2 separate regions of the Homo sapiens genome follow, and region 2 is linked to region 1. Evidence: read pairs that join two places in POLR2A ChIA-PET (ENCODE). Cell type or tissue: Panc1. All regions are shown on one strand. Each heading gives the region's core, and the rest is flanking DNA. Links, peaks and the distances in the headings are about the cores only. Region 1 holds the start of IMPDH2 (inosine monophosphate dehydrogenase 2). Region 2 overlaps RHOA (ras homolog family member A).

Region 1 (8,329 bases), core at 1-8,000:
CACATCTGCCTTAAATAGTACAAACAGCTGTGCTGACCTCTACTCACCCCCACATGTGCACGTGCATGTGTGCAGTGCCCAGGGCAGCCTCAGGCACATGCAGTCTTAGCAGCCGGGAAAGCCCCCGTCCAGCTGGTATCAGATGGGGCAGGAGTCACCGTGCAGTTAGTCCCCAGAGGCACTGAGGTCAGGCCCAGCCCTTCCTCCCTGAATGGTGGGCAGCTCAGGCAAGATAAGGGCAGTGGTTGTGTAGGAGAGCAGGCTGTGGTTGTGTGGAGCAGGCAGTGGTTGTGTGGGAGAGCAAGGACCACACAAAGGAGTTGGTCCCTGAACTATGCCTACTGCAGAAGATGTGGGCAGAAAAGGTCCTGCCTAGGGAAGAAGGTCCTGCCCTATCAGCACCCCAGAAGGAAGAGGGAGCTATGTTCTTGAGCACCACCCCCAAACCATGGTCTGTGTATCAGTTGGCCTTGCCCACCCATCAGCACCACAAACCCCGGGAGCTACAGCTACGTCAACCAAGCAGCCGGGCAGTGGGCAGCTGGGCCGGGCCAGTGGGCCGGGCTGGACTTACTATAGCAACCCGTGACAGTAGAAGGGCATTTGGGGCTGTGGGACTTTATGTCTGGAGGGATCTTGGGAGCCACTAAATAAAACAAACAGACCAGAGTTTAGAGAAGGTGCAGAGCAGGAGCAAGAAGGCCAGGCTAGGCAAGGGAGTGGCAGGTGATGGATGACAAGACCTTGTCTTGCTTCCAGCCATGTCACCCATCCAAGAGGCCAATTTGGCCCCAGGGTTGCCCCTATTGGAGGGCTCTATTGTCCCCATAAGAGTGCTTGGTTCCAAGGTATGTGGGGCCTGAAACTGGGGTCTCTGTGGGCCCTATCAAAGTATATTCTTACCTTCCTGCGTAATGCAGATGGAGCCACTTCCCATGCCCACCCGCAGGGCATCCACACCTGCATCAATGAGGTTCTTGGCCTGGGCAGCAGTGACCACTATGGTGAAGGAAAGGAAAATGCTCATGTGAAGGTTAAGGTGGGAGCCCAGCTTACCCACTCCCACCACACATCCTTCAGGGCACAATCTTGCCTTACCATTGCCTCCAATGACTTGGAGATTAGGGTATTTGTCTTTGATGTACTTGATCATATTGATCTGGAAGATGGAATTTCCCTGGGAAGAGTCCTAGGACAAGAAGTAAGTCTCAGACTGTGATGTGGCAGCTGCCCCTATTGCCCCAACCCACCTGTGTAGCAGCTCACCAAAACCACTACATCCACACCAGCCTGGGCGAGCAAGTCCAGCCTATACTTGTCATCCTCATGAGTGCCAATGGCTGCCCCACACAGCAGCTGTTTCTTGGCATCTTTGGAGGCTAGTGGGTAGTCCCGATTCTTCTTCAGGTCTGTCCGGGCAATGATGGCCACAAGCTCATCATCTTCATTTACAATGGGCAACTTTCCTGTGGTCAGGGCAGGACATGAATCAGGACCCTAGGCATTAGTTCCAGGCCCTTTCCCAGCTCTAGGACTTACCCTTCTTGCTGCGCTGCAGAATTTCATTTGCCTCCTTCAGTGTGATGCCTGCAGGGGCTACCACCAAGTCTTCCCTCTTTGTCATTATCTACGTGGGAGGTGAGATGTGAAGAAGGGCCAGTCATCGACTATGACCAGTTAACTCTTTTCTTTCCTTCCCAAGTAGCTGAGCTCAGAGGCACGCGCCACCACACCCAACTAATTTTTTGTATTTTTAGTAGAGACGGGGTTTCACCATGTTGGCCAGGCTGGTCTCAAACTCCTAACCTCATGATTTGCCTGCCTCAGTCTCCCAAAGTACTGAGATTACAGGGGTGAAGTTCTATGGACCACCACGTTCATACATTCACACCCAAAACACCCTTCCTCAAGGGATCCCAATAATTCTTAGCAGTATGGTATTGAGTGAGGGATGAGTAGAAAGGACAACATGGCACAGGGAGCACCCTCTTACACTATGGAATAAGGAGGACAACACAGGAACAATGGCAAGAAAATCAGGGCAGACCTCAAGCACTGCCCCTACCTTAGGGGTTTAAAAGAACAAAGCATGAATACTAGCAAGCATTTGGGCAGTTTGAAAGCCTCTGGTGGGGAAAGGATGCAGGAACCCAATAAAGGAGTCAGAAACTTGGTTTGACACTCCTTTCCCAGAGAGAAGAGGCTATCAGAGATGTCTTAGACAACAGAAGCCCCTTGTCTTCAACCTGGGCTGCTAGAGCTTGGATCTACTCTGCCAGTGGCACCCACCTCTTCCAAGAAACAGTCATGTTCCTCCTCTTTGAGAAAATCAATGTCCCTGGAGGAGATGATGCCCACCAAGCGGCTCCCCATCCGGCCTGTGTCTGTGATTGGGATACCGCAGAAACCATGCCGGGCCTTGGCCTCAAAAACATCCCGCACGCGATCCTTGGGGCTGAGGACCACAGGGTCTGTGATGAATCCCTGTTCATATTTCTGGAAAGGGATGGTGAGAAAGGGCATCGCATCTTTGAACTACTTTCATCAGGCTCTTGATCTGAAGCATGGGGTCTCTGCTTATCGATCCCTTTGGCAGTGCCACAAGACCAAATCACACCAACACATCTTAGAGACATGGGTAGGCTGGAGGCACTGTACACCTGGTCTATTGCTGCTGCTTTAAGAAACAGAATCTCAGGGTCTTCTCAGTAACTGAACCCCATGGTGGGAAGAAAGAATACTAAATTAGAATAAACCCCTACTCCCACCCCACCCCACCTCAGTGCAATTCCCAGGAGCGCTTGCTAATGATCGTTGCCCTTCTGACCTTCACTTTCCGAACTTCATTGGCCTGGAATTCAGGTGTACAGTTGTGGTGGATGAAGCCAATACCGCCTGTAAGCTACAGGATAAAAAGAGACTACTACTAAGTGACAAGAAGCAGGACTGAATGCCTTTGGGGAAAGGCGATGGAGTCCTTGCTCCTTCCCCCACACCCCATGGGGCTCACCGCCATTGCTATGGCCATCCCAGCCTCTGTGACTGTGTCCATGGGAGAGGAAACCAGTGGGGTCTTAAGAGTGATTTTCTTGGTCAGAGCAGAAGTCAGGTCCTGAGGAGACAAACGTCAACCAGTGTGGGAAAGCATCCCTTACACCTCAAGGTGTTACTGAGTCCCCCACAAAAAGGCACTTTTGTATGACCTGCATGCTAACAAGCAACATGATCCTATAAAATCCACCCCCAAGCCCAATCTGGTGAGTTAGCCCAGAGACCAGGTGATAGTAGCACCTTAGCTCACCTTGATGTTCAGGACCCAATTCCTGATCATACTCACCACCTGGTCTGCAGTGAAGTCGATGTACCCAGGGAGAATGAGAAAGTCACTGCGAGGGAAGGGAGTGAATTGGGAGTAAAGCTCTCAGCTTAGGGCAGCATGAGACTCCATCCCCATGTACCAATCAACCCGTAACGCATGTGAGCAGAGAGTGGCACTGACAGAGTCTGTGTGTCACAGGCACAGCACAAGGTGGAAATGGGTACAGGGGACCTTTTCTGCCACCGAGCTGTCATCAGTGCTCCTGGCACCCTGACAATTCCATGTGTCTGGAGCATGGAATCTCCGGCCTGAGATTCCAAGCACTACTGAGATGCTTCTCCGTACCCCAAGCACCGCTCCAGATGTCTCAAAGTGAGCCCCGGAGGTGGGTGGCCAATTCCCGAAACCTGTCCCCCACGCCCACGCCCAAGGCGGCTCTCGGAAGCCCCCATCTGGCCTTTTCCCCAGGGTGCCGCCCCTCTCTTCGCCCAGGTGAGCCCCATAGGCCCGCACTTGTAGGTGAGGCCGTCTCCGCAGTTGAAGAGCTGCTGTGCTGTGAGTCCGTCGTCTGGCACGTAGGACGTGCCCCCACTAATCAGGTAGTCGGCCATGGCCAACACAGGACACCGCCGCGTGTCTCCGAGGACCGCGCCGCAGAGACCTCTGCCGTCTGGGCCGCGCCAATATAAACCAGCCGATTTCGTCACTGCGCTGCGCGCGACGCTGACGTCAGGGCGTAGTGCGCGCGGGCGGAACCTACCCGCCTCGCTGCGGCGGGGGCGGAGCTGGCGCTGAAGAAACAGCGCATGCGTATAGCACATAGTGGCCTTGTCACTGAGGAGCTGCCACTTCACGTCCCACCCCACACTCCCCGCAGGACCTCGGCCAGTTCAATTAACAGGCAAGGGTTTACTTCTACTGTCCCGCCGGGCTCCTCCCCAAAATAAAGAGACGTTGTTCACTAACATGTTGAAAAGACGTGCTTGTCATTCTTAATAAACAACTAGAGTAAGAATACATAAGAGAAACAGAGTGGTATCTTTATATGATACACAAGTGTATGTTACAAGAATTCCATCAGGCACAGGAGCCTCAGGTTTTAAGGCCTCAATGTTAGGCCAACAAAAAAAAAAAAGGCATGGTAAAGTTTTTACTTTTACATCTAAAATGTCACTTGTCATAAAGGAGGGTGTAATAGAAATTGTCTTTAATAAATCATAATTGAAGTTCCCCTCATTTTTCTTCCATTAAGATGCTAAGTTTATGTCTGATCATGAAGAAAGAAAAGAACATCGTTCCCCTGTGGTCAGCAAAGTCTGTCAGCCCAGTGGAAGTCGGCTGGGGAGATTCCCTCCAGGGTCCATCCATCATTAATTCCATCTCTCTTGAAGATGGAAAGGGGCCACATTTCTTTTCACAGTCCAAGCCCTTTCCCCAGGCCCCAGACAAAAAAGAGTCAGCCAGCAACTTTCTAGGACATATGACACTCAAGGAAACCCAGAGCCACCATCGGCTGAGGAGTCTGCCGCAGCAGGTTTATGAAGATGCAAAGGGGGCAAAGTTTTCTTTTATATTTTAAACAGAAGCAGCCTGAAAGGCTTCGTAACTACACCAATAAAAAAAAGAAAAAAAAAAATGGAGGCCTCTTCTTTAGTGTGAAAGTCTGTCTGGTTTTTCCTGGCTGGTTTCTCTTGTGCCATGGCCAAGGCATCTCAGTGCATAGTGCTTGCATTGGCCACTGCGATGGCCTCCTGAATTTCTCTTATCACCAGGATCCGCGTCAGCATTTGTCCCATCTGCTCTCTGCTGATAGGCTGGACTGAGTACCAGATTGGGCTGTTGGGGGCCACCACTGGCTCAGGTGTCAGGTAAAAGGTGTCATTCCGGCCTTTCACACTCTGGGGGCTGAAGAATATGCGGATAAAAGTTGGGTACCACCAATATAACTTCAACCCTCCCACCCTGAACTTCCCAGACAGATGCTGTCTGCAAACAGTAAGGCCCCAAGTTATTGTGGCACAGCTACTGAATTCCATGCAGCCACCACACACTACATCCTGGTCCTCCTTTGGGACTACTGCAAATCCCCCAAATGTTGGGTTACTTCCCCTCTGCCCCTCCTTCCCACAAACCAGCTGTGATCCATCACTGACTGCACCAGCCTAGGGCTCTCATGGACTCATGTGAGTCTATCCTTATCCTACTTGAAGCCAGCTTCACTGCTCAAAGCGTCTATCTCCAAGTCTTTGCGCTTTTTTTTTTTTTTTTTTTGAGATGGCGTCTTGTCTCCAGGCTGGAGTGCAGTGAGGTGATCTCAGCTCACTGCAACCTCCGCCCCCTTGGTTGAAGCGATTCTCCTGCCTCAGCCTCTGGAGTAGCTGGAACCATAGGCACGAGCCACCAAGCCCAGCTAATTTTTGTATTTTTTAGTAGAGATGGGGTTTTTCCATGTTGGCCAGGCTGGTCTCGAACTCCTGACCTCAGGTGATCCACCCACCTTGGCCTCCCAAAGTGCTTGGATTACAGGCGTGAGCCACGGTGCCCAGCCTCATGTTGTGTTTTCTACCCAATAATGATGGCCATTACAGTGGGGCCCTAAACTTGGGTTCACCCCCCTCCCCCGAACTGTGCTGTACCTCTATTAAGTACTTGGCATGCTGTATCCTCTAACAGTTATTCATCCATCCATTCAAGATTTATTCAAGGGTTACTAGTGCCAGGTCAGCACTAGGTGCTGATATTTAAAAAAATGGGCAGGAAAAGTATTTCCTACCCATGGAGCTTACAGATAGGAGGGGACACAGGTAGCAATTAAAGTTAAACAAATACAAAATAAAAAACAGTGATAAGTGCTACCGAGGAAACAGTCACAGGGAAGAGGTGGGGAATCTGGAAATGCTTCCCTGATAAGCTGTGTTTAAGTTGAGAAGAGGCATAATATGATGTCCTTGAGTGGAGAGGAGCTAGTGTGGCTAGGGAACTAAGAGCTCCACAGACATGAGGTTAGCAAGGGGGAGTGCATCAAAGGAGTTGTCTGCCATAAAAGAATTACTATGTAATGAGAAACCATTGAAGGGGCAAAAGGGAGAAAAAGCTGAGAGGAGTCTCACCTAGATTAATGATGGCAGTGACAAAAGGTCAAGGTCAGGAAGCAGGGCCATGCTCAATATGTGATGAAGGTAGATTCTCTGTACCTTCATACCCTTTTCATGAAAGGTGACTGTAGGGACCCGGGACCCCTTTTTCTATCAGTGCTAGGCACATCACACACCTTTGGAAAGCCAGAGCAAGGCTGCTTCTAAATTTAGCTTTCTGGAAGTGTTTTTACTTGGTTTGGGACTAGAGAATGCCTCTCCCCTATGATAAGTGATCACACAAGTGAGCATGCACACGCATACACACACATGCGCACACATGGACAGCAAGTCACAATAAAGCCTCACCATTTGAAGAGGTAGAAATCATAGAGCTTGATGGGACATCTCAATGGATTCTCTGGATTTTCCGTCTGTTCTGCATACATGTCATCTGTAACTATAAAACACACATCCCCACCACCACAGACCTGGCATCAGACTGCCTTACCTCAGGCCCAGATCAGGAAACTTAGGCTTTCAGCCAGCCCAACTAGGAAATACAGGGTCGGGGGAGGGAAGGTATGAGGCATGGGCAGTGACTACTAAGGGAAGAGGCAGCTATTCTGTCTGGGGCTTCTCTGCTTCTAGGAGGAAAGTTTGGAATTTTTGGCTGGGGAGAAGGGAGTGGAGAATTTTATCCAGCAAATCCCAACCTTTACACTTATCACTAGCCTCACAGGCACAAGGGCAGGACAGGGCAGGACAAGTAGCACCTGTTTTTGCCATCCCTGCCTCCTTTCCCTACCTTTCTGGCCAGTCTGGTGTATTCCAAGGGCCTTCAAGTACCGGATACTCGTGCTTTTATCCTTGGGATTAGAGGGGTTCTTCTTTGTCTGTCGCAAGACCTTGGAGAAGGCCAGCTTCATGTGCTGGTCCACTGTCTTCAATAGGAAGTACCTGGATCACAAGTAAAATGCAAGGCAGAGGGAGGGGTGCCGGGAGGATACCATGACTCATCCTCTGCCCACTGGTGCTTCAGAGGAGCCACTGCCCACATTCCCAAGATCTGGGCAGGCCCGTACCCAAGCAGTGTCCAGTGCAGGAACCACATCAAGATGGATGGTAGGGGTCTGGCAAGGGTGTTTGCCTCACTGGTTACCAAATAAAATGCAGCCAAGTGGGGTTAGGGCTTTCAGTAGCCCAGTTTCTCAAATATATGTCAGAGGAATTCAGAAGGCCTCTTGGATAGCTTCCACACTCTTCACTGGACAGATGCCAGCAGTGGAGCCTCTAGAACACTTACTTGGTATTAAAGAACATGAGGGTGGTCAGCAAGGTGGAGGGGGAGTGAGCCCCAAGCTGCTTGCACTCCCATAGCATCTCCTCAGTCACGTGGCTGGGCAAGACATAGCCTAGGAGGAATAGAGTACTGTCACAACAAGAGGATGGCAGGTGGTCTCTCAAAGGTACAATATGGGATGTGTGAAGCATAAGGACCACACAGGAGTATAAATTTCATCAGGGGACTCTCCCTAAAGTGTGGCAAAAATCATCTGGAAAGCTTCTTAAAACACAGATAGCTGGGTCCCAATCTGTTTCTGAGGTGGAACCTGATGATGAGCACTTCTAACACCACACTTGAGAACCACAGCCTTACATGATTGTTGTTACCCTCTAATCCAAGGCTAACACAGGGCAAAAAGACTGCCCTCAGAGACAGTGAAGTACAGAAAACTATAAACCAAACTCTGCATATATGCATAATTCTCTGAGAGTGTACAGAGCTTTGCATATTTTCAAAGGTGGTCCAGGACCCAAAGAACTGGCATGCACGCCCGTTTGCCCTTACCAAGTCTTCTCTCATCTCAACTGTCTCTAAAAAGCAAGGCCGGCCAGGCGCAGTGGCTGATGCCTGTAATCCCAGCACTTTGGA
Region 2 (8,329 bases), core at 280-8,279, 360 kb after region 1:
CTGCAATCCCAGTACTTTGAGAGGTGGGTGGATCACCTGAGGTCAGGAGTTCGAGACAAGCCTGACCAACATGGTGTAACCCCATATCCACTAAAAATACAAAAATTAGGTGGGCGTGGTGGTGGGCACCTGTAATCCCAACTACTGAGATGCTGAGGCAGGAGAATCACTTGAACACAGGAGGCAAAGGTTGCAGTGAGCCGAGTTAGCGCCATTGCACTCCAGCCTGGGCGACAAGAGCAAAACTCCATCGTATCAGAAAAAAAAAAAGAAAAAGAAAAAGAAAAGGCTGCCACCTTTGCGTAGCACCCTACCTAGAAGACATTCAATTCTTGAGAAATAATCTCTTTCGGCCAGGTGTGGTGGCTCACGCCTGTAATTCCAGCACTTTGGGAGGCCGAGGCGGGCAGATCACGAGGTCAGGAGATCGAGACCATCCCGGCTAACATTTCTACTAAAAATACAAAAAATTAGCCGGGCATGGTGGCAGGCGCCTGTAGTCCCAGCTACTCGGGAGGCTGAGGCAGGAGAATGGCGTGAACCCGGAAGGTGGAGCTTGCAGTGAGCTGAGATCACACCACTGCACTCCAGCCTGGTCTATAGAGCGAGAATCCATCTCAAAAAAAAAAAAAAAGAGCTATCTTTGCTTTGTTTATAGTTCAACATGCCCACAATATTTGTTCCAGTATTGACTTAAATCTTCTGTTATGGTTTGAAAAGTTTCCTTATAGATGGGGAATAAATCATTGCCTGTCCTTGGGCCCTCTCCAGCCCCACCTTCCCCTCTGCACTTTCAGCCTGCACTCCATTCCTTCCGGGTGCTCTGGTGTGTCTGAGATTACTGCATGTGTCTTCTATTCTGTTTGTGCCTTCCCTTCCTAGAATGTCCAGACTCTGTCTCCACCTTTGCTTATAGGGAGGGAATTCACGTTTAAAGACCCTAGTCCAGCCAGGCACGGTGGCTCACGCCCATAATCCCAGCACTTTGGGAGGCTGAGGTAGGCGGATCACTTGAGGTCAGGAGTTCGAGACCAGCCTGGCAAACATGGCAAAACCCCGTCTCTACTGAAAATACAAAAATTAGCCGGGCATGGTGGCATCTGCCTGTAATCCCAGCTACTTGGAAGGCTGAGGCACGAGAATCACTTGAACCTGGGAGGTGGAGGTTGCAGTGAGCCGAGATTGCACTACTGCATTACAGCCTGGGCGGCAGAGTGAGACTGTGTCTCAGAAAAAAGAAAGAAAAGAAAAAGAAAAATATCTGATAAAGAACATTTGGCCCAGAAAAAGAATAAAATCATTTAGCCACTAATGGTGACAAAGACAAAAATTACAAGTGATTATCGGACAAAATGAAAGCCTAAGTGATTTCTGGGATACTGGGAGTGCGGCAATACACAGAAGTTGAGAAGTAAAAAGTACAAGCACAGAAAATCAAACTTGCTGTTTTCTCCTTGAAAAACGCAGGAGAAATTTTGCAGAATTATCTCTCCTTTCCACTTTGCTATAATGCAGCATTCTTTACAAGTACATGGTTTGTCAAGAAAGGAAATCACGCTTAGCTCTCCCAGACGTGTCATTTTCCAGGCTAGGTTTAGTCTCAGAAATAACTTATAAGTTTGGAGTAGAGGTTTATTTAACCAAAAGTCAGTTATATCTAATTAAGTCACCAGTAACAATACACAAATAACAGTATTTCTTTTACAACTTTTAATTTTTTTTTTTTGAGACAGGGTCTCACTGTCATCCAGGCTGGAGTGAGGTGGTGTTATCATGGCTTACCACAACCTTGACCTCCCAGGCTCAGGTAATCCTCCCACTTCAGTCTCCCAAGTAGCTAGGAGTACAGGCACACACACCACGCCCAGCTAATTTTTGTGTTTTTTTTGTAAAGATGGAGTTTCACCATGTTGCCCAGGATGGTCTTAAACTCCTGGGCTCAAGTGATGCCCCCACTTTCTAAAAATTTAATTATCTTGGCTGGGTGCAGTGGCTCACGCCTGTAATCCAAGTACTTTGGGAGGCTCAGATGGGCAGATCACTTGAGGTCAGGAGTTCGAAACCAGCAGCCTGGCCAACATGGTGAAACCATTCTCTACTATGAACACAAAAATTAGCCTAGCGTGGTGGCAGGCACCTGTAATCCCAGCTACTCGGGAGGCTGAGGCAGGAGAATTGTTTGAACCTGGGAGGCGGAGGTTGCAGTGAGCTGAGATGGCACCACTGCACTCCAGTCTGGGTGACAGCAAGACTGTCTCGGGGGAAAAACAAATTTAATTATCTTTTATGTAGAGACAGGGTCTTGCTGTGTTGCCCTGGCTAGTCTCAAACTCCTAGCCTCAAGTGATTCTCCCGTGTTGGCTCCCTAAGTGTTGGGACTACAGGGGTGAGCCACTGCGCCTGGTCCATTGCCCCCCTACCTTTTTTTTTTTTTTTCTGAGACAGAGTCTTACTCTGTCGCCCAGGCTGGAGTGCAGTGGCGCGATCTTGGCTCACTGCAACCTCCGCCTCCCAGGTTCAAGCAATTCTCCTGCCTCAGCCTCCCAAATAGCTGGGAGGCGTCTGCCACCACGCCTGGCTAATTTTTTTATTTTTAGTAGAGACGGGGTTTTACCATGTTGACCAGGCTGGTCTCAAACTCCTGACCTCAGGTGATCCACTTGCCTCGGCCTCCCAAAGTGCTAGGATTACAGCAATGAGCCACCGCACCCAGCCCCCATTGCCCATTTTTAAACTCAGTTGTTTTTTTTATTTTTTTGATGATGCCCTTTGGGGCACAACGTTTTTTATTTTGTTGAAGTCAAATTTATCTATTTTTCCCTTTGGTTACTGATGGTTTGGTGGCATATCTAAAATACCACAGCCAAATTCAAGGTCGTAAAAAAAATATATATGCTTCTTTCTATAGTTTTAAGTCTTACACTTTAGGCCTTTGATTCATTTTGAGTTAATTTTCATACATGATATGAGGTAAGGGGTCCAACTTCATTCTTTTTCATTTGGAAATCTAGTCACCTCAGCATTATTTACTGAAAAGACTATTTTCCCCCCAACTGGATGGTCCTGGCACACTTGAGAAATCAACTAATTAGCAACTGAGGGTTTACTTTGGATTAATCCTATTCCATTGGTCTATATTGTCCACCTTTATACTAGTACCACAGTCTTGATTACTGTTGCTTTGCAGTAAGTTTTAAAATCTGGAGGTGTGAGTCCTCCAGCTTTGTTTTTTTCCAAGATTATTTTGGTTATTCTGGGTCCCCTGAATTTTGGTATGTATTTTAGTAACAGTTTGTCAATTTCTGCAAAAAAGCCAGCTGGAATTTTGATAGGAATTACACTGAATCTACAGATCGATTTGGGGAGTACTGTCATCTTTACAATGTTAAGTCTTCTGACATATGAACATGGACGCCTTTCCATTTATTTAGGTCATCTTTCATTTTTTTACTTCCTCTTTCCTCCCTTCCGTTTTCTCCTTATACTTAGAACCACAGGCATCAAACTAAATGTAGGGAAGCCTTGTCTCCCACCACTACTTTGTAGAAGAGGAAAAATATAAGAAACAGCTAACAAATAATGCAGTTATAAACTTTAAACAAACAATCCTCGCAACAGTCCTCCTGTAAGTTCTAATACTCTCATTTACAAATGAAGAAACTGAGTATGGAAAGGCTAATTTGTTCAACGTCAGTCGCACTGCTAGCCAGTAAGAGGCAGAATTGGACACTGAAGTAAATTAAGCAATCCGTTTCAGAGTACACATTTCTAAACATTCCACTGTCTTACCCTCCTTCCTTCCCCGTGTCAAGAGAAGTGATTCTACAGCTTTAGCGTATTATTCTCCTTTGCCTACTCAGGCAAACCTTGGTGACACTGAAAGACTCGATTAATTAATATGCAACTTAGGGCGATTAACTAGTTTGAATATTTTTCCTTAACTTCACAAACTCAGTCTCTGATGTATTTGATTAACTCTGTCTATGTCTATATTCAGTATGACCGTATGGGCTTTTTAAAACTGTTACATGACCGGGCGTGGCAGCTCACGCCTGTAATCCCAGCACTTTGGGAGGCCGAGGCAAATGGATCACCTGACGTCAGGAAATCGAGACCAGTCTGGCCAACATGGCAAAATCCCGTCTCTACTAAAAATACAAAAAAAAATTAGCCAGGCATGGTGGCGGGTGCCTGTAATCCCAGCTACTCAGGAGGCTGAGGCAGGAGAACCGCTTGAACCTGGGAGGCGGAGGTTGCAGTGAGCCGAGATCACGCCATTCCACTCCAGCCTGGGCAACAAGAGAGAAACTCCGTCTCAAAAAAAAAAAAAAAAAAAAAAAAAAAAAAAAAAAAAAAAAAACAGGCCGGGCGTGGTGGCTCACACCTGTAATCCCAGCACTTTGGGAGGCCGAGGCGGGCGGATCATGAGGTCAGGAAATTGAGACCATCCTGGCTAATATGGTGAAACCCCATCTCTACTAAAAATACAAAAAATTAGCCAGGCATGGTGGCACGCACCTGTAGTCCCAGCTACTTGGGAGGCTGAGGCAGGAAAATTGCTTGAACCTGAGAAGCAGAGGTTGCAATGAGCCGAGATCGTGCCATTGCACTCCAGCCTAGGTGACAGAGCGAGACTCCATCTCGGGGGAAAAAAAAAAAAAGGGTCGGGCGCGGTGGCTCATGCCTGTAATCCCAGCACTTTGGGAGGCCCAAGGTGGGCAGATCACGAGGTCAGCATAGAGACCATCCTGGCTAACACGGTGAAACCCCGTCTCTACTAAAAATACAAAAAAAATTAGCCAGGCGTGGTGGCGGGCACCTGTAGTTCCAGCTACTCAGGAGGCTGAGGTAGGAGAATGGTGTGAACCCGGGAGCAGAGGTTGCAGTGAGATCACACCACTGCACCCCAGCCCGGGGGACAGAGCGAGACTCCAGGTCTCAAAAAAAAAAAACAAAAAAAAAAACCCTATTATGTTTGTTTTCTATGCTTTTATGATGTTTTTGCATACATTTCTTTTAGATGTGTGTATCTTTTTTCTGTACACACCAGAGGAAGAAATAATAACAATGTCACATATGTTTGAGTCACTCTGAAATCATCAACTCTTGGTTCTTTGGTTCTAGCATGTCTTACACCTGTTTACTCTTACTGTTTTAATGTCTGTTTACTCATTACAGATGATGTCAAGGAAGGGGATGGCTTTCTCTTTTTTTTTTTTTCCTGGAGACAAGGTCTCACTCTGTTGCCCAGGCTGGAGTGCAGTGCTGTCATCAAGGCTCACTGCAGCGTCAAACTCCTGGGCTCAGGTGACCCTCCCACCTCAGCTTCCCGAGTAGCTGGGACTATAGGTGTGTGCCACCATTCCCGACTAAATTTTTTTCTATTTGTGTGGGTGTGTGTGTGGAGACGGGGTTTTGCCATGTTGCCCAGGCTGGTCTCAAACTCCTGGGCTCAGTGATGAACTCCTGGGCTTAAGTGACCCACCCGCCTCTGTCTTCCAAAGTGGTGGGATTATAATAGGTGGAGCCATGACATCCAGCCAGCTGTGGCTTTCTGAGCTTTAGGGAGCTCTGCTATAGAAAGAATGATAGGTGAAGGCCAGTCCTTTTCACACTTTACAAGTCAAAGTGATTTCCTGGGATAACTATAGCTCATCTGCATTGCTGCCTGCCTTGCTTATCTGGGTGCTGAGTGTGGGAGTGGTGTGTCCATCATATGTTCTTCAGATGCTACAGTGGCTACTGACTATGCTTCAGTAGGTAAATTAAAACCATGCATTAATGAGCAACTCTCCGCATTTCACATAGCAGTCTTTGGTAATTTTCTCACATTTGTGTGACCATGATGCTTACTCACATTTGTCTGGACAACTTCCTGAAGGCCTTCTGGAGCTGTTCAATGGGCCAGCCCACTAATAACTAATTTAGTATCTCACATTTTGAAATGTGGAGCTGTTCAATGGCCAGCCTACTAATGACTAATATCTCACACTTTGAAATCTTTGTTCATTAGCTTTTAATTAACAAAACAATCCTATCTAAGCTACATATCTAACCATGTGTTATAGCCATACAGTGGAGTACTACTCAGCAACAATAAGGAACGAAGTACAGTACTGTACTGAAACATGCTACAACATGGATGAATCTTGAAAATACTATGCTCAGTAAAAGAAACCAGTCACAAAGAACCACATGTTTCATACCATATTTGTATGAAATATCCAGAATAGGTAAATCTACAGAGACAGAAAGCAGCTGCTGGGCGTGGTAGCTCACGCCTGTAATCCCAGCACTTTGGGAGGCCGAGGCGGGTGGAACACCTGAAGTCAGGAGTTCAAGACCAACCTGGCCAACCTGGTGAAACCCCATCTCTACAAAAATACAAAAAAAAAAATCAGCCAGGCCTGGTGGCGTCCACCTGTAATCCCAGCTACTCGGGGGGCTGAGCTTGCAGTGAGTGAAGATTGTGACATTGCGCTCCAGCCTGGGCGACAAAGCGAGACTCCATCTCCAAAAAAAAAAAGGAGCATAGTGGTTGCTTAGGGATGAGGCTAATAGGGACTCTCCAGGCAGAACCCAAGAAGAATGTGTGAGCTTAGTTTGGGGTTCAGCAGCACTTGCTGAGAGGAACCTGCTGTGCTTCTCAGATTCCCTAGGCCCATCTTGGAAGGACTTAACTCCAGAACAGGTTCTGAGCGGCAGGTCTATTTCCAGCCACATGTCATTAATAGACTAATTCCTCTGCTGAAAAAGAGTCATGACACTTCTTACTTCTTACAGCAGTGAACAGACTCAGGAGCTCTGTTCTGTCCAGAATTCCAATAGCTAACAACTTACAATAAATAAAAGTTACAGAAGCCGGGCGCGGTGGCTTACGCCTGTAATCCCAGCACTTTGGGAGGCCGAGGCAGGCGGATCACGAGGTCAGGATATTGACACCATCCTAACACAGTGAATCCCAGTCTCTACCACACACACAAAAAATTAGCCGGGCGTGGTGGCAGGTGCCTGTAGTCCCAGCTACTTGGGAGGCTGAGGCAGAAAAATGGCATGAACCCAGGAGGTGGAGCTTGCAGTGAGCCGAGATGGTGCCACTGCACTCCAGCCTGGGCAACAGAGTGAGACTCCACCTCAAAAAAAAAAAAAAAAAAAAAGTTACAGACAAAACAGTAAGACTTGATTAGTAGGCCCAAGTACACATACTGATTTAGAAGACAGAAGCAAATCAGTTTCACAAAAGGAGCCTTCCCCTCCTTTATTGGCGGGTCCCCGTCCATCTATAATACCCACAGACTGTGAGAAGCAAATAGCTTTGACAGTCCGTTGTCAGGAATTTTTTTTTTTTCTTTAAGATGGAGTCTCACTCTGTCACCCAGGCTGGAATGCAGTGGCACAATCTCAGCTCACTGCAGCCTCCACCTCCCGGGTTCAAGCGATTCTTGTGTCCCAGCCTTCTGAGTAGCTGGGACTACAGGCACCCGCCACCACGCCCAGCTAATTTTTGTAGTTTTAGTAGAGACGGGGAACATCTTGGCCAGGCTGGTCTTGAACTCCTGACCTTGTGATCCACCTGCCTCGGCCTCCCAAAATGCTGGGATTACAGGCGTGAGCCACTGCACCCAGCCTTAATTTTTGTATTTTTTGTAGAGACGGGTTCACCATGTTGGCCAGACTAGTCTTGAACTCCTGACCACAGGTAATTCGCCTGCCTTGGCCTCTCAAAGTGCTGGTATTACAGGTATGAGCCACCACGCCCAGCCCCATGTCAGGATTTAATTCACACCTTACTTGGGATGCTAGCCAGTTTGAACCAGTCAACATGTAAAAGGAAAATACAGATGTAACAAAAGTTGGACTGGAAAAACACGTGGCTTAATCCTCTGTCTAATATTCCAAGGAAAATTTACAAATTTTGATAGAGTGACAGTAGAGAAACTGAAAAAATCTATTTCAGAAAAGGTAAAAGGCGTCATGGATATTAATATAAAAGAGTACGGGGCCAGGTGTGGTGGCTCTCCCCTATAATCTCAGCATTCTGGGAAGCTGAGGCGGGCAGATTACTTGAGGTCAGGAGTTCGAGACCAGCCTGGCCAACGTGGTGAAACCCCGTCTCTACTAAAAATACAAAAATTAGGCTGGATGCAGTGGCTCATGCCTGTAATCCCAGCACTTTGGGAGGCTGAGGCAGGAGGATCACGAGGTCAGGAGATCGAGACCACCCTGGCTAACACGGTGAAACCCCGTCTCTACTAAAAATACAAAAAACTAGCCAGGCGTGGTGGCATGCACCTGTAGTCCCAGCTACTTGGGAGGATGAGGCAGGAGA

What was found. ChIA-PET counts read pairs that join two places held together with the same protein. Peaks named below come from ENCODE experiments on the same cell type or tissue, not always from the same donor. Only the 100,000 strongest peaks of a DNase experiment are listed, where the experiment ranks them.
Region 2: POLR2A ChIA-PET joins it to region 1 with 12 read pairs; 4 of 35 experiments call an interaction of 5 or more read pairs at or near these places.

Annotation. Positions count from the first base shown.
Region 1 is chr3:49,025,421-49,033,749 of GRCh38, forward strand. IMPDH2 (inosine monophosphate dehydrogenase 2) reads right to left here and starts at 3,978. Exons shown (of 14, transcript NM_000884.3): 1 at 3,833-3,978; 2 at 3,338-3,386; 3 at 3,011-3,112; 4 at 2,828-2,902; 5 at 2,290-2,496; 6 at 1,540-1,627; 7 at 1,267-1,466; 8 at 1,099-1,189; 9 at 904-999. The coding sequence starts at 3,930. QRICH1 (glutamine rich 1) reads right to left here. Exons shown (of 10, transcript NM_198880.3): 7 at 7,700-7,808; 8 at 7,202-7,353; 9 at 6,763-6,853; 10 at 4,287-5,224. The coding sequence ends at 5,032. RefSeq lists enhancers at 3,111-3,713, 3,714-4,315, 3,769-3,978. In Panc1, for the core only: no CTCF peak of the experiment used is centred there; a DNase peak (open chromatin) is centred at 4,079; H3K4me3 peaks cover 1,156 bases; H3K27ac peaks cover 1,710 bases.
Region 2 is chr3:49,382,801-49,391,129 of GRCh38, forward strand. All of the region lies in intron 1 of RHOA (ras homolog family member A), which reads right to left. Among named protein-coding and RNA genes, the nearest start is that of RHOA, 25 kb to the right of the region's middle. RefSeq lists enhancers at 3,613-4,167, 4,168-4,721, 5,932-6,701. In Panc1, for the core only: no CTCF peak of the experiment used is centred there; a DNase peak (open chromatin) is centred at 5,051.